Regions from separate parts of the Homo sapiens genome. Here region 1 is linked to region 2. Evidence: chromatin loops called from intact Hi-C (ENCODE). Cell type or tissue: lower leg skin. All regions are shown on one strand. Each heading gives the region's core, and the rest is flanking DNA. Links, peaks and the distances in the headings are about the cores only. Region 1 overlaps RNF40 (ring finger protein 40). Region 2 overlaps SRCAP (Snf2 related CREBBP activator protein).

Region 1 (9,145 bases), core at 613-8,612, 50 kb after region 2:
AGTAGCTGGGACTACAGGAGCCTGCCACCTCGCCCAGCTAATTTTTGTATTTTTAGTAGAGACGGGGTTTCACTGTGTTTGCCAGGCTGGTCTCAAACTCCTGACATCGTGATTTGCCCGCCTTGGCCTCCCAAAGTGTTGGGATTACAAGTGTGAGCCACTGTGCTTGGCCCATTTAAGCAGCATATTTTACATCCCTGCTATGTACTAGGCCTTGCGCTGATTGCTGTGGAGACATTGGGAACAAGAAGGTCCCTGCCTTCCAGTCAAAGCTGGAACTTCAGGTCTTGGCAGGCAGAGCAGGCCAGTAATCCCCCAAATAAAATAGTGCATGTCACAGTAAGCCTTGTGCAGGAATCTGAGGTGCTGTCAAAGAAAAATAGGGGAGCCTTTTAGGAGGTGACACTTGAGCTGAGGCCCAGGGGAGCTGCATGTGTGGTGGGGAAGTTGAGGGGAGCAGAGAGGAGAGCCTTGTGAAAGCTCAAAAACCAGACAGCAGGCCAGGCGTGGTGGCTCACGACTGTAATCCCAGCACTTTGGGAGGCCGAGGCGGGCAGATCATGAGGTCAGGAGATCTAGACCATCCTGGCTAACACGGTGAAACCCCATCTCTACTAAAAATACAAAAAATTAGCTGGGTGTGGTGGTGGGCGCCTATAGTCCCAGCTACTCGGGAGGCTGAGGCAGGAGAATGGTGTGAACCCAGGAGTCGGAGGTTGCAGTGAGCTGAGATCGTGTCACTGGACTCCAGCGTGGGGGACAGAGTAAGACTCCGTCTCAAAAAAACAAAAAACAAAGAAACCCCAAAAAACAGCATCACACGGGAGGAACTGGAGAGGGAGAACAGGAGGGGAGGGCTTAGGGCTCAGGAGGCAGGAGCAGCTCCAGGGCAGGTGTCACTGGGGCCCTGGACAGAAGCATTGGTGGGCCGTGACTCCACATGCCTGAGTCACCAGGCTCAGACCAGTGCCTCCTTCCTGTTCCACCCTACTCAGGCTGTAGAAGCCGCCCAGCTGGCCGAGGACCTGAAGGTGCAGCTGGAGCACGTGCAGACTCGGCTGCGGGAGATCCAGCCCTGCCTGGCAGAGAGCCGGGCTGCTCGTGAGAAAGAGAGCTTCAACCTCAAGAGGGCTCAGGTGTGTGCAGGGGTGAGGGGCCAGGCCAGGGTGGTCCACGGTCACGGACCTATCCTGGGGGCAAGCGGCTCAAGGTTGAGGACCCTTGCCCTTAGCCAGGCCTCTCCTGCCCCAGGAGGACATCTCACGGCTGCGGCGCAAGCTGGAAAAGCAGAGGAAGGTGGAGGTCTACGCAGATGCCGACGAAATCCTCCAGGAGGAGATCAAGGAGTACAAGGTGGGGCTGTGGGCCAAGTTGTGCCCTATCCACCTGAGAATTGTAGATGCAGGATTGCTGAGACTAGTGGAGAGTCTGGGGACCCTGGAAGTAATGTAGGGCAGCAGAAAGTGGGCAGCACAGTGGTCACAGAGTCAAATGCTGTTTGCTGTACATGTACTGTGAGCCAGGCACAGTGCTTGGCTGGGTGTGGGTTGGGAGGCTAGGAACTGGCCCTGGTCTCTGACTTCTTGAAACTGACAGTCAGGGGAGGAGGCAGCCAAGTAATTCTCTCATCCCAGATGTGTAATATGATGGCAGAGGCCAGAGGGGCTGAGGGGACTCAGGGGAGGCCCTTCCCCTGGCCCTGGGGTCAGCAGGCTTCCTGGAGTGAATGTCACCACAGCAGACCTGAAGAATAGGCCAGACGTGGCTGTGAGGAACGGGAGTGAGTAGCTTTAGGCAAAGGGAACAGCAGATGTGGACGCTTGAGCGGAGGGGTTGCTGGGACAGCACCGGAGGTTGTAATCAGAGGAGCCAATGTGGAGAGGTTGGGCCGTGTCACCTCCTGAAGAGTGCGGTACGCCAGGTTGAGACCTCAAAGGGTTTTAAACAGGAGAGTGATGTGGTTAGATTTGTTGTTGGTTTTGGGCTGGAAGAGGTAGACTGGAGGCAGGGAAATTGTTAAGGTATTGCAGTCACTGAGGCAGAAACCAGAGTAGATGGGTTCAGGAGACATTTCAGAGGCAGAATTGCTTGGACTCGGGGGTGGATCGAATGCATGGAGTGAGGGAAAGGGAACACTTGGAGGACTCCTGGTTTCCTGGTTTGAGAAACTAGGTGGATAGTTAGTACCATTTAGGGGGTTAGGAGGCCTGCGGGGGAGCAGGTTCTATGGGATGGTGTCAAAGGATGCTGAGAAGGTGCCTGTGGGACCCCTTTGGGAGGCTGGGAAGGTGCTCAAGGCAAAAGGGCCGGGCTGGAGAACAGGCTTGGGGAATGTCAGTAGAGGCAGAGGTGGAAGCCACATATGACTTGGTCATCCCTTGGAAGCAGTTGAGCCTTGAAGGGCAGAGGCAGCTGGAGGCAGCCATGGGGTAGAGGCAGGCTTGGGAGCCTGTTCAGTGCTGGTGTGTAGGGTCCTGGGAGACAGGAGTGATGGCAGGGAGGCTGCTGAGGCGGCAGGCTGGGCTGGGATTTTAGCAGGCTGGAGGAGCACTGTTGGGGGATGCTGAGTTGAGTCAATCCATGTCTGGAGTTGGAGGTGAGACCCTCCTGGTGGCGGAAGAGAGGTCTCAGGCTAAGAAGGGACCCACGGCAGGGTCTCTGGCCAGTGTCGAGGCTGGGCCCAGTTGAGGGTAGAGAGAACAGATTTCTAGTTGCATTGCCATTCCAGCTGTGACTTAGCAAGTGCAGGTGAAGAGGTAGACAAGATTGGGATTTCACCAGAGGCGGCCAGTGGGGCAGGAGATGAAGCCCCAAGGCAGAGTCCAGGCTGGGCCTGTGGGTCCTTGTCCTTTTGAGGGGACACATGATAGCCATCACTGCCCAGTGATGAATCCGGACTCTGCTGATTTCTAGTGTTGAGACCTTGGCCTCTGCACCTCAGTTTGCTCATTCATAGAGTGCTCGTCCTTACCTCCAGGGTTATGGGAGGATGAGGTGCAGTCTCCAGTGTGGTGGGCTTGGCCTGGACTCCTCCTGCTGTCAGCTTGGGGTCTGGGCACTGTCAGAGTTGTTCCCAAGCTGATGCCTTTGCCTGGCCCAGGCGCGGTTGACCTGCCCCTGCTGTAACACCCGCAAGAAGGATGCAGTCCTTACCAAGTGCTTCCACGTTTTCTGCTTCGAGTGCGTGCGGGGCCGCTATGAGGCCCGCCAGAGGAAGTGCCCCAAGTGCAACGCGGCCTTTGGTGCCCACGACTTCCATCGTATCTACATCAGCTGAACCTGAAACTCAGGGGACTCTGGAACACCATGGACCCTGGGGGCTGTGCCCCCATCTCCTCCCCACCCCAGGTCTAGTGGCCCCACCCTCCATTCCGGACCCCATGGGCCCAGCCCCTGCCCATCTAGTTGGTTTGGGGACCCTGGTGCATGCTAGTGGGCATGGGATCAGCCAAGCTTCGTTCCATCTTTTCCTAAAGGTCAGAGCTGCAGCCTAGGGGGCACTGCCCTACAGAAAAGGTCTGCCTGAGAGGCCTGAGGAGCCCAGAGCACTTGACTGAGCTTCCCGGAAACTGGCCCTAACCTGTCTGTCTCCGTGGATGCATCCTAACCCTAAGGAAAATTCCCCAGGCTGTGATCTACCCTAGAGAAGGCTCGCTCCCTGCCTACTGGCTCACAAATGAGGACCAGTGAGCCATGTCCTTGTTCCTTGTTTGAGACTGGGCTGCAGGCCCCAGGAAGACTTTCCTTCACCCACCATCCCCCTAACCTCGGCAGGGCTTCTGTCCTGTGGAGTTCCCTGGACACCTTGGTCTGGCTCTTGTGCCAAGGGCTGAAGGAGGTACCCTCTTGGCAGATGGGGGCATCACTTGCTTCCTTTGGGAAGCTCTAAGGTTGCTGCAGTCACCTTCCTCATCTTGCAGGTGCTGAACCAACATCATCAGTTTCTATTCTAATCAGGCCCCTTCCCAATCTCCATTTCTCTGCCAAGCCCATTTACCCCCACCTCATGCATCCCAAGGCTCTACTGGGTCCCTGGACCTAACCCTGCTTTCATCCTGGTGGCCTTAACTACAGTGGAGGTGGAACTTCCCAGGAGGGGAAGGGACAGACCAGCCCCAGCCGCTGGGCCAACTTCCAATCATTCCAGCTAGAAGAGCTTCCCCCTGACACCCTGTGACTGAGCCTGTGTCCTGTCTGCCTGCCCAGCCATGCTCCATCGGCTGTGAGGGCAGTGCCCGGAGAGGCCAGAGGGTTGGAGCTGCAGGGACCCGTTTGGACCCACAGCCTCTGTTCTAGAGATGCTTGTATAGGCTGTTAATTGTGATGAATAAACGTTCAACCCTCGGCCTGCAGCCAGAGTAGCCAGGCCGCGCACCCCAAATGTAGTCCCCCGATTTTAGCTGCAGCAGCTGAGCAGCACTTTGCTGGCTTGGTGTGAGCCTGGGAGGGCTCAGACTTAACGGCCGGCAGGGATCCCGGACTGGGCCTGAAGGGGAGAGCGTGGTGGTCGTCGCGGAGCCGCCTGTCCTGCTCCCACCGACCCCGGTCTGACCACGTCCTTGGCTGTCATGGCCGGGGGATGCCGGGACTCCTCGGGCTGCATCCTGGGAAGTGTAGTTCCTGGTCCGCACATGGTTAGGAGGTTCTCGGAGAGAGAGCTAGTTTCCCGGTTGCGCTGGCCAAAGGCCGGCCTGAACTGGATCCTGCGGACCGCTTCTCAGCGGCTTCACCCCCACACCACTCGAATGCACAGATCGGGACACCTCAGCTGGGTGACTTCCCTCGTTGCAATCGGCCTCGGGAGCGGTGCGGCGTGTACCGAGCGGCGCCCCTGGGCTCAGCGCGCTGCAGGCGCCCCGGGCGGATCCTTCACCGAGGCAGGACTGGGGCTGGCGCCAGAGCCGGTGCGGAGCGGTGTTGGTTCAGGCGCTGGCGACAGTGCTATGGCCACGGCAGGGGCCGCGTGCGTCTCAGCGGTGGCGCCTTCGGACCCTATTGGCGCCCGGGACTTAAGCGGGGCCGCCGCTGCTGGACCAGGACGAACTGGAGAAGGAGACGCGGGCCGCCACGGTGACCTCGGGCGTAGGGCCGGCGGCGGCGGGCACGCTGGTGGAAGCGCGGGCCGCGGCAGGGGAGGACATCGGGCCGCAGAGAAAGTGCCGATGGCCTGGGGCAGCGGTGCGAGGGTGGGAAAAACGCAGGATATTGCATCATAGAGACGCGGCCACCTTCGCCCCTGGAGAGCGCCAGTCTCAGGAGCGCCGCACCGGTCACGGGTGGAGGTCAGCCAGGCCTCCGTAAGCGCGGTCCCCTTCCAGGAGTAGCCTTCGCCTGGGCTCTTGAGTAGATGCCAAGTAATTCCGCATCGTCTCTCTAGATATCTGCGCTAAAGGCCACCCGGTCTCCTTATCAGAGGGGCAAAACTCTCCTCGTGGGTCTTCATACCTAATAAAAGTCGGCATCAAACCACTTTTTCAAGGTCAAGTCCAAGGGAACGGGGTGAAGATCCCACAATGTCAGTGAGGCAGCAACCACTGATGTGGTGGCAGGAACCAAACCTTTTTTTTTTTTTTTTTTTTTTGAGACGGAGTCTCACTCTGTCTCCCAGGCTGGAGTGCAGTGGCACGATCTCGGCTCACTGCAACCTCTACTTCCCGGGTTCAAGCGATTCTCCTGCCTCAGTCTCCCGAGTAGCTGGGACTGCAGGCGTGCACCACTGCGCCCAGCTAATTTTTGTATTTTTAGAGACAGGGTTTCACCATGTTGGTCAGGCTGGTCTCAAACTCCTGACATCATGATCTGCCTGCCTCGGCCTCCCAAAGTGCTGGGATTACAGGCGTGAGCCACTGTGTCCGGCCAGGAACCAAACTCTTAATAAACATTTCCCATGAGGCTCCGGTGCCGGGAGGATTTGCCTTAATTTTTTGACTGCTTACCACCCCTAGTGGTCCCAGTGGCAGCGGTACCCTGGGCTGCTGCCCAGGGACTGGCAGACCAAAACTACTCCTGGGCCCACCCCGACCTTGGCTGTCTTCTTGGGAGTGAACAGATGTTGGCATCAGTGGTGGACATGCCCGTTTCAGCCAGACCTTGGGCACTGCCTGTGATTGGCCAGTGGGTTGCCTGATGTAGACCGCTGTCTTCTCAAAACTTCCCTTGCATCCGACGGTGCTACGCTGTCCTGTCCTGGTTTTTCTCATACTGTCTTCTGCTGGTCCTCTTCCTCCACCCCTAAACTAGACCTTCTACTTTGCCACTTTGTGTGTGTTTATTCATGGTTATGGCTATAGCTAAGCTGATAAGGACCTAACTGCTCCAGCCACTCCTCTTTCCTGAGCTCCAGACCTGGAGAATCACCACTGTTCTTGTGGAGAGAAGAGAGATCATGTCACTCTCAAATATCCCCAAGTGGTACCTTCCCCGAGCTCCTCCAGGGGCTCCACACTGTGGGCTCTGCTCTCTGCCTCTGTCTTCCCATAGTCCCCTCTCTGCTCTAAGCCCATACCCAACTGTTATGCACCCCTGTCCTCCATCCCACCCCCAGCCGATACACCTACTCTTGGGTCTTCTTGCAGCCCTCATCCTTCAGGTCACTTTCCCCGGAAAGCTTCCTGACCCTCCACTGTGGCAGGCACCATCTCTGGGTCCACAGCCCTTCTGCGAAATCTCTGAGGCAGTCACTGCCCTGTGTCTGCTCTTCTGCTGTAGTCACTTTCCTGCAGATTTCTCCAGCACTGGGACTCCTGATAGACCTCAGTGTCCCCAGGGCTTGGCACACAGAGAATGTAGAGTAGCCTTCATTACTTGCTTCTCCTCTCCTCCCACCCCCCTTTCCAGGTGGGGAAGGGAAGGAGACACTGAACCTGCCCTGGGTTGTGGTCAGAGGGGTACAGGAAAGGTGGGGAGACACTTTCTGGCTGGGGCAGGATTCCCCCAATCCCCCATGGCCAGGCCCAGGGCCCAGGAGACTGAGCACTGAGGCAGGCCTGAGATTGGGATGGAGTGGGCACAAAACATGCTTGAGTTCCTGGCCATTCTGGTTTCCTTCACGGACTTGCTGTGGATCTTGGGCAATTGGCTGCCCTTCTCTGAGCCTCGCCTCTCCACACAGTGAGGGCACAAGGGCTGACATCCTGGCAGTGATGACAAGCCAGGTCTCCACCCACCTCTCCCAGGGTCCCCAAGTGAACCAGGAGTGGTGGATGCCAGCTTCTGAAACTAGATCCTCAGAACTTCCCTGTGGCAGGTTGCGGGTATGGTGGTCAGAGAGGCCTCCCTGGGGCTGCACAGCTGGGCCTGAGCTGGCCAGCGCCAGAGCCACCAGGCGGCCACTCTGCAGTCCTGCTGGTGGGAAGGCCAGGCACCGATGAGAACAGCTTAGCTTGGCTGCCATCTCATCAGATTTATCCCTTTCCGCACCAAGGGACTGCAGCTTAAAACTTCATAAACTCTTCAGCTTCCCACAAGCCAGCAATGGATGGGGATTTTAGGGCCCCTGGGTGAAGGGTGGGCCTGGGGCTGGGCTGAGCTTTTGCAGTCACTCCTGGGCTCCGGCTTAAGGTGAGGCCACACTCTTTCAGCTCACTTTAGGCTGAAAGAAAAAACAAGAAACACCCAGGAAATCTTATTCCCTTTATTCTCTTCAACTAAGCAACATGACCACCAGTGACACAACACTGTTTTGGACACACAACACTCAAAAATGGGGCCTCTCTTCACTCCATGGGGACAAGTCCGGTGACTGGGGCTTCCCTAGTGAGGGCAAAGGAGTCTGGGAGCTGCTGACCTCAGGGCAGGTCATGGAACCCCACCTCTTGGCTGTGATGGCTTCAAGTTTCCCCACCATTCAGGATTCATGCCCAGTTCCAAGTTCCCATCTGACCTCCATGTCCATAGCAGTTTCAAGTTTCACTCTAAGCTCTCCCCTCTGCTTTCCCCACTGACTCCCTGACCCTATCTGTTGGGCTCCTCCCTCCACCAGGGCGTTTCTGAGGGGCCTGGGGCCTGCATGTGATTGGACAAGAGGGTTTGGCTGCACAGTGCCTTCCAGACTCAGTTGTGGTGAGCAAATGCTTTGACCCCTGGGCCTTCATCTGAGCCGATCTGAGCAACTCTAGCCACTGCCACCTCCCTGCTTCAATCCTCCCAAGACGTAGCTCACTCTGGGAGGGAAGCTCCTGGTTAAAGGAGCTTGGGGAGGTGGGCAAGAGAGAACACGCCACACCCCAGAGGTATCGAACCCTGCCCCTTTCCTACCGCAAGACGCCTGACCCTACGAACTGTGCGCTCACATCATCCATCCCGTACAAGAGCCAAGCCCCTTAGCCCTCACCCATCCCTACAACATGTGAGCATCCTACTAAATATGCTACACCCTAGTCCGAAACAGGCCTGCGCCGGCCTTCAGTCACACTGCCTGCCTCCCCCCAGACTGGCCTCTGAGCCCCAAAAGCTGCTCCCCAGGCCTCTTCTGGGAACAGATTCCTTAGGCCTGTTTTTGAGAGCATCTGCTTCTGGCTTTGCGAGAGGTTTGTCTTTACAACTTCAGTTTCTGCTACCATCTTGGGGAGGGGGACATCTCCTTAGACTTGGCAGACTTCTCATTCTTACAGGGCACCCCCTTCGTTGGCGTTCTGTTAGGAAGAGACCCACAGGCAGCACCCCCCTCAGTAGTGCTTCCCTTCCTGGCACTTGGATAGGCTGGGGCGTTATGCAGATGGCAACATGGTTCTCCGCACAATCCTGAGGCCTGCCTTCTCCCTCTCCCCAGCAGGCCTGGCGTTTTCCTCCCACAATGTTTGAGATTTTGATCCTTTTAAATGTGAGGGTCATCCTGCTGGGGCCAGGATAGACAAATGGCGAAGGATTTGCATAAAGGTTGTGTGAAACTTTAGGTCATGGAATTAGAGGTCTCTTCCACAGCTTTGCAAAAATCTGGGTCACCCCTCTCTTGAGACGTGACTCCTGACGGGCCCCACAGCTGGCATCTCAGTCCTCTTACTCCAGGACAGCGCATTACTGGGGTTGGCAAGCACTTCCTTTCTGACCCAGCGCTGAGCAGAGTCCTCTCCTTTTGAAGGGGTCTCCAGGATTAGGGAGTGGGAGTCTTGTTACAGATGTTTCATTCAAGAGTTTTCTGTCTTCC
Region 2 (8,000 bases), core at 1-8,000:
GGTCCTGAGTGGGACCTCACGGCCTCCCACGCCAACCTTGTCCCTAAAGCCAACACCACCTGCCCCAGTTCGCCTGAGCCCAGCCCCACCTCCAGGCTCCTCTAGCCTGTTGAAGCCCCTGACAGTGCCACCAGGCTACACCTTCCCTCCTGCTGCTGCCACCACCACTTCTACCACCACGGCAACTGCTACCACCACAGCAGTGCCAGCTCCGACTCCTGCACCACAGCGCCTCATTCTATCTCCCGATATGCAGGCTCGCCTGCCCTGTAAGTTCCCAGGGCTCTGTGGTGAGGGACTTGAGATGGGAGGAAAGCTCAGGACCATGAGAGCATCAAATTTTAGGCAGCTGGGTCAGGCATGATGGCTCATGCCTATAATCCCGGTGCTTTGGGAGGCCAAGGTGGGAGGTTTGCTTCAGCCAGGAGTTTGGAGCTGCAGTGAGCCATGGTTACGCCACTGCAATCATGAGCAAGACCCTGTGTCAAAAAAAATTGAGGCAGCTAACATATGTTAGGCATTATGCCAGACATTGTCAGATCATAATTAAGAGCCCTTAAGAAATTGACATAGGGAGATGACACATAGATGAATAAATAGTGGTAAGCCTAGCAGTAGAAAAGTATTGGGGTAAAAGGACAGTGTAGAGCAGATGGTGGTGATTAGCTCAGTCTGGTGGCAGGCCATGTTAGAGGATATAAAAGAGATTGCTAAGCAAATGGGATTGGAAGGAGTAGCACATGAAAAGCTCAAAGGCTGTAGGTGGAGGCTGAGTTTATTGGGACATGGTAAATTGTGGGAAGGGCTTAGTTGTTTGAACTGGACACTCGGGGGAGAGGTGTGCTTCATGGGGTCTGTGAAGTGGTGTTGAGCAGGATGAGCCTTGTGTACAATAAGGCCTTCTCTGTTTTTAGCAGGCGAAGTGGTCAGCATCGGGCAGTTAGCCTCACTGGCACAACGTCCAGTGGCTAATGCAGGGGGAAGCAAACCTCTCACCTTCCAAATCCAGGGCAACAAGCTGACTTTGACTGGTGCCCAGGTGCGCCAGCTTGCTGTGGGGCAGCCCCGCCCGCTGCAAAGTAGGTAAAACCCACCCCCTGTCCTGCCTTTTTCCTCCTCTTCCCTGTCTCTTTGTTTTTGTGACTTTTTTGAATGTCAGCCTTTATGTTTCTTACCCAAGCTTTTGGTGGGTGGGGCCAACGGGCATGGTTGGAGGGATCTTGGATAAAGATAGGGAAGAGGTCATTCTAGAGAATGTATTCCCTCTCTGTTCTTTTCTTCTCTTCTTGCCTTGCCTCTGCCCTCCTCAGGCTGATAGCTGCTTCTCTCTCTCTTTCTCTCTTCCCTTAACCCAGGGAATGTGGTGCACCTCGTGTCAGCAGGGGGGCAGCACCATCTCATCAGCCAGCCTGCCCATGTGGCCCTCATCCAGGCCGTGGCCCCGACCCCTGGCCCTACCCCTGTCTCTGTGCTGCCTTCTTCGACCCCCAGCACCACCCCTGCCCCTACTGGCCTCAGCCTTCCGCTTGCTGCTAACCAGGGTGAGGCTCCTGGCCTTCCTACTTAGCCCTTGCTGGCCTTGGTCCTTCCAGGCATGCGCTGGGCTACTGTCTGTCCAGCCTTCCCTCAGTGTTGTTTTCCCTTGCGAATATCTATGATACCTGTCTGCCACCTTCTCCTGCCCCTGGACTTCTTCCATTCTTTGGGTCTTTTGTTTCTTTTCTACCTTCCTCTCAGTGTAGCTTCCTCTTGCAGTGCCACCAACCATGGTGAATAATACAGGCGTGGTGAAGATTGTAGTGAGACAAGCCCCTCGGGATGGACTGACTCCTGTTCCTCCATTGGCCCCAGCACCCCGGCCTCCGAGCTCTGGGCTTCCAGCTGTGTTGAATCCACGCCCCACGTTAACCCCTGGCCGGCTACCCACACCTACTCTGGGTACTGCTCGAGCCCCCATGCCCACACCCACTCTGGTGAGGCCTCTTCTCAAGCTGGTCCACAGTCCTTCACCTGAAGTCAGTGGTGAGTCCAGGTGGCTGAGGCCAGAAATCCTTGCCAGGAATGGAGACGAGATGGGGTCGCCTCAAGGTTTCTTAGTTTTAGTACAGGTTTTTTCATATCAGCGTACTGCCTTGATTTGTAGTGGGCCCCAGAACTGGGCTGCCTGAGCCCTGACCTAATTTCAAGATCTATTTGCTGGAATCTTGGAGGGGAAGAAAATCTAAAGTTGTCAGATTACTTGGATGTTTGACTTCATGTTGTGGGAGTGAATGCCTTCTGGGAAATGGGAAGCTTGGGGGTATGGGAAAGATGGGACAGGGAGTAGAAAGGCTCAGGAAAAGAATTCTGGGGCTAACTCATCCTCTCTCTCCACAGCTTCAGCCCCCGGAGCTGCCCCCTTGACCATCTCTTCTCCTCTCCACGTGCCATCCTCCCTCCCTGGGCCAGCCTCTTCTCCAATGCCAATTCCCAACTCCTCTCCCCTTGCTAGTCCTGTGTCCTCTACAGTCTCAGTTCCATTGTCATCTTCACTCCCCATCTCTGTCCCCACCACACTTCCTGCCCCAGCCTCGGCTCCACTCACCATCCCCATCTCAGCCCCCTTGACTGTTTCTGCTTCGGGCCCAGCTCTGTTGACCAGTGTGACTCCACCATTGGCACCTGTTGTCCCAGCGGCTCCTGGACCTCCCTCCTTGGCACCATCTGGTGCTTCCCCGTCAGCATCAGCCTTGACTCTAGGTTTGGCCACAGCTCCATCCCTGTCTTCATCTCAGACACCTGGTCACCCTCTGTTGTTGGCTCCCACCTCTTCACATGTTCCAGGGTTGAACTCAACCGTGGCCCCAGCATGCTCACCTGTCCTGGTGCCAGCTTCGGCTCTGGCCAGTCCTTTTCCGTCAGCACCAAATCCAGCTCCAGCTCAGGCTTCCCTTCTGGCTCCAGCATCTTCTGCATCTCAGGCTCTAGCCACCCCTCTGGCTCCTATGGCGGCTCCACAGACAGCAATTCTGGCTCCTTCTCCAGCTCCTCCTCTGGCTCCTCTTCCGGTCCTGGCACCATCGCCAGGTGCTGCTCCTGTCCTGGCTTCATCACAGACTCCGGTTCCAGTTATGGCTCCATCGTCTACTCCAGGAACCTCTTTAGCCTCAGCTTCACCGGTACCAGCTCCAACCCCTGTGTTGGCTCCATCATCAACTCAAACTATGCTACCAGCCCCGGTTCCGTCACCTCTCCCGAGCCCGGCTTCTACGCAGACACTGGCCCTAGCCCCAGCTTTAGCACCCACTCTTGGAGGCTCATCTCCATCTCAGACACTCTCTTTGGGAACGGGGAACCCCCAGGGACCCTTTCCAACTCAGACATTGTCATTAACTCCAGCATCATCCCTGGTACCAACTCCAGCCCAGACACTGTCTTTGGCACCAGGACCACCACTGGGTCCAACTCAGACGCTGTCTCTGGCTCCAGCACCCCCTCTGGCTCCAGCTTCTCCAGTGGGCCCAGCCCCAGCTCACACGCTGACTTTGGCTCCAGCATCGTCATCTGCTTCACTCCTGGCCCCAGCTTCAGTGCAGACACTGACCTTGAGCCCTGCCCCAGTTCCTACCCTGGGCCCGGCCGCAGCTCAGACCTTGGCGCTGGCCCCAGCCTCCACACAGTCCCCAGCTTCCCAGGCATCTTCCCTTGTGGTTTCGGCATCTGGTGCCGCTCCCTTGCCTGTCACCATGGTATCCCGGCTGCCTGTTTCCAAGGATGAGCCTGACACACTGACATTGCGCTCTGGTCCCCCCAGCCCTCCCTCCACTGCTACCTCGTTTGGTGGCCCCCGGCCTCGACGCCAGCCCCCCCCACCACCTCGTTCCCCTTTTTATCTGGTAAGTTTTACTTCCTCAAGAGGGAACAGGAAGTTGAGTTTCTTTGGAGTGTTGGTAGGGTGGATGGAACAGTGATGTCACATTTAACCTGGTGAATTACAAAGCTTAATGTTATGGACCAAGTACTTGAGTGACATTTGGACAAGTCCCTTCTCTTCCCTGGGCGTGTACCTCATGATCCGCCTGCCTCAGCCTCCTGAAGTGTTAGGATTACAGGGGTGAGCCACCACGCCCGGCCTCTTTTCCCGTTTTTTAACCCGCACGGTAATAAATGGGCAGTAAAAGGAACTCTTCTCTGTCCCTTTTATGATTTCCGGTAGCTGTTTCTTTCCTGTACTATGTATATAGGCCCATGTCTGTGTAGTACTTGAGTTAAACTCACAGTTCAGCTTAAGTAAACCAGAACTAAGGAGAAGGAAGGTCCAGTGGGTCCCTCCACGCCCTCTGGCTTTTCCCCACTGTAATCAGAGCTGCTGCTTAGTCTTTGCTTCATGCCTACTCCCCCACCTTCCACCAGTGCCATTGACTCCACCTTTGGTTTTTACCTGACCAGCCGCTAGGTTGGTCCTGGCTGGTTGGAAGTAGAGAGTAGAGGGATTGCTCTGCAAGTAGATAATAGCCTCTTGCCACTTGGTTTTTTTTGGTAACAGTTTGTGCTATAAATCATATACCATTCGATTTACCCATTTAAACTGTACAATAGTTTTTGGTTTTTTTTTTAAATACAGATGGGGGTCTCCCACTCTTGACCAGGCTGGTCTCGAATTCCTGGCCTCAAGTGATCCTCCCATCTCGGCCTCCCAAAATGCTGGGATTATAGGTGTGAGCCACCATGCCTGGCCCTAAACTGTACAATAGGTTTTTAATATATTTATAGGGTTGTACAATCATCAACACAATCAACTTAGAACCTTTCCGTGGCCCCAAAAAGAAACGCTGCACCTGTTAGCCAGCATTCCCCAATCCCTCCGTCCCTCCTAGTCTTGAATGACTACCATCCTACTTTTTTATTTCTCTAGTTTTGCCTATGGAGTCATAATGTATAATGTGTGGTCCATTGTGACTGGCATCTTCTACTTAGATTAATGTTCTTTGAATTTTATTGTGTTATAGCGTATATCAGTACTTCATTTGTTTTTATGTTGAATAATAATGTATGAATACCACATTTTATCCTTGAGTTGATGGAAACGTGTGTTACTTCTGCTTTATGGTTGTTATGAACAATGCTGCTGTGAACATTTCATGTACAAGTTTTTGTATGGACAGGTGTTCTCAGTTTCTGTTAGATACATACTGAGGAGAAGAATTGCTGGGTTATATTGTAACTAGGTTTTAACTGTTTAAGGAACTGCCAGACTTTTCCAAAGTGGCTGCAGCATTTGACATTACCACCAGCAGTCTGTGAGGATTCCAGTTTCTCCACATTTGAGCCAATACTTTTTTTTTTTTTTTTGAGAAGGAGTCTTGCTCTGTTACCCAGGCTGGAGTGCTTTGGCACGGTCTTGGCTCACTGCAACCTCTGTCTCCTGGGTTTAAGTGACCCCACCTCAACCTCCCTCGTAGCTGGGATTACAGGCATGTGGCACCATGCCTACCTAATTTTTTTGTATTCTTATTATTTTATTTTATTTTTGAGACAGAATCTTGCTCTGTTGCCCAGGCTGGAGTAAAGTGGCACCATCCCGGCTCACTGCAACCTCCACTTCCCAGGCTCAAACGATTTTCCTGTGTCATCTTCCCGAGTGGCTGGGACTACAGGCATGGCGTCACCACGCCTGGCTAATTTTTTTATTTTTAGTAGAGATGGGGTTTCACCATGTTGGCCGGGCTGGTCTCGAACTCCTGACCTCAGGTGATCCGCCTGCCTTGGCCTCCCAAAGTGCTGGGATTATAGACATGAGCCACTGCACCTGGCCAGATTTTTTTGTATTTTTAGTAGAGATGGGGTTTACCATGTTTGCCACGCTGGTTTCGAATTCCACACCTCAAGTGATCTGCCCGCCTCAGCCTCCCAAAGTGCTAGGATTACAGGTGTGAGCCACCATGCCTGGCACATCATCACTTTGATTATAGCCATCCTGCTGGGTGTGAAGTAGTAGTTCATTGTGATTTTGATTTGAATTTCCCTGTTGGCTAATGTTGAGCTTTATTTCATGTGGTTGAAATACCATGCTGGCCATTTGTGTATCTTTGAAGAACTATCTGTTCAGATCCTCTGCCCTTTTAAAATGGGTTGTCTTTTTATTATTGAGTTGTAAGAGTTCTTTATATATTCTGATTACAGATCCTTTTTCAGACGTATGGTTTACAAATAGTCTTTTTTTTGAGACAGTGTCTCACTTTGTCAATCAGGCTAGAGTGCAGTGGCACAGTCTCCGCTCATTGCAGCCTCCTGGGCTTAAGTGAACCTCCCATCTCAGCCCTCCAAGTAGCTGGGACTGTAGGCTTGTGCCACCATGCCAGGCTACTTGTTTGTTTCTTTTTTTGAGATGGAGACTCACTCTGTCACCAGGCTGCAGTGCAGTGGTGCGATCTCAGCTCACTGCAACCTCCGCCTCCCAGGTTCAAGCGATTCTCCTGCTCAGCCTCCCAAGTAGCTGGGACTACAGGCTTGCACCACCACGCCCAGCTAACTTTTTTGTAATTTTAGTAGAGATAGGGTTTCATCATGTTGGCCAGGATGGTCTTGATATCTTGAGCTCATGATCTGCCCGCCTCGGCCTCCCAAAGTGCTGGGATTACAGGTGTGAGCCACCGCGCCTGGCCCTTGTTTGTATTTTTTGTAGAGATGCGGTTTTGCCATGTTGCCCAAACTGGTCTTGAATAGGAGGCTCAAACCATCCACCTAGGCCTCCCAAAGTGCTGGGATTATAGGCTTGAGCCACTGCTCCTGGCCAGATTTTCTCTTTTTGCTACTATTGGGAGCTAGCCTCAAAAGGAACTAGCTCTTTGAGTTTATTGGTTTTTCCGTCTGCTAGGACACCTTTTTTCCCTCACATAGAGCACTTCAAGCCAAGAGGTGAAACTTGGTAGCAGTCAGGAAGGAGATTTGGAACACTCCTCTTTTCACAACTATCTCTTGGGGTCTAGTCTCCCTCATTTGTTCATTTTGTTAACAGATAAATGTATTGAGAGCTTAATTGTGCTAGTTACTGAGTGATTATAGTGAGCAAGGCACAGTTCATGTTGTATGGGGCCTACCGTGTAGTGGATAGATATTAGTTAAATAATCATACAGATGTGTAACTACAAGCATAATAAGTGATACAAAGAAGTTTTTCAGACTGTGAAACTGGAAGCACAAAGATGGGAAAGGATTGGGTCAAAGTCATCCAGGTGTCCTCACTGCCGGGTTGCCCATTTTCTGTCTCAGAGTGATGAGACTCGGATGTCCGGTTAGCTGTTCCCATTCCACCCCATTCCAGTCTGGCCCTTGGCAAAAACCTGGTCTGGATTTGATTGGCGCCTCTGTATCCTGGTCAGTGATTTGAAGAAGGCTATAGTCCTGGAGTTGAGTGTTACGTAGGAAAATACCCACAAATCGTCCATTCTATAAACTTGTTGGAATTGTAGATCTTAATTTTGAATATTCAGTCATTCTGCTTTGGTAGCATACAAGGAAAGATCAGTTTTCTCTAGGAGAGAAGTTACTTAACATAACTTCTGAGAAAGAATAGTTATTTAACATAAAAAAGAAAGTTATTTAACATAACTTCTGAGAAAGAATAGTTCTCATTGATAACTTGGAAAACTACAAAAAGCATAGTGTATTTTTGGATCCCATGGTTTCTATATATTTATTTCCATCTGGGAAGAACAGTCAGGTTTTGATGTGGACTCTGAGGGTGCTGATTACTTCCTCTTTTTCTCTCACCCCCAGGACTCCCTGGAGGAAAAGCGGAAGCGGCAGCGGTCTGAACGCCTGGAACGGATTTTCCAACTTAGTGAGGCTCATGGGGCCCTGGCACCTGTGTATGGGACTGAAGTCCTGGATTTCTGTACCCTGCCCCAACCTGTTGCCAGCCCCATCGGCCCTCGTTCTCCTGGCCCCAGCCACCCCACCTTTTGGACTTATACCGAGGCTGCCCACCGGGCTGTACTGTTTCCCCAGCAGCGACTAGA

What was found. Hi-C counts contacts between places; a loop is a spot of excess contacts. Peaks named below come from ENCODE experiments on the same cell type or tissue, not always from the same donor. Only the 100,000 strongest peaks of a DNase experiment are listed, where the experiment ranks them.
Region 1: a loop joins it to region 2, with 1.8 times the contacts of the local background. A loop is called at or near these places in 8 of 110 quality-filtered maps.

Annotation. Positions count from the first base shown.
Region 1 is chr16:30,770,838-30,779,982 of GRCh38, forward strand. It overlaps RNF40 (ring finger protein 40), which reads left to right. Exons shown (of 20, transcript NM_014771.4): 18 at 996-1,136; 19 at 1,252-1,353; 20 at 3,101-5,470. The coding sequence ends at 3,277. ZNF629 (zinc finger protein 629) reads right to left here. Exons shown (of 3, transcript NM_001080417.3): 3 at 7,619-9,145. Among named protein-coding and RNA genes, the nearest start is that of ZNF629, 12 kb to the right of the region's middle. RefSeq lists enhancers at 3,728-4,406, 4,407-5,083, 5,413-5,522 and a silencer at 5,003-5,082. In lower leg skin, for the core only: no CTCF peak of the experiment used is centred there; DNase peaks (open chromatin) are centred at 4,634, 4,896 and 5,235; H3K4me3 peaks cover 690 bases.
Region 2 is chr16:30,721,208-30,729,207 of GRCh38, forward strand. It overlaps SRCAP (Snf2 related CREBBP activator protein), which reads left to right. Exons shown (of 34, transcript NM_006662.3): 21 at 1-269; 22 at 915-1,079; 23 at 1,356-1,541; 24 at 1,756-2,022; 25 at 2,377-3,875; 26 at 7,759-8,000. Among named protein-coding and RNA genes, the nearest start is that of SNORA30, 15 kb to the left of the region's middle. In lower leg skin, for the core only: no CTCF peak of the experiment used is centred there; no DNase peak of the experiment used is centred there.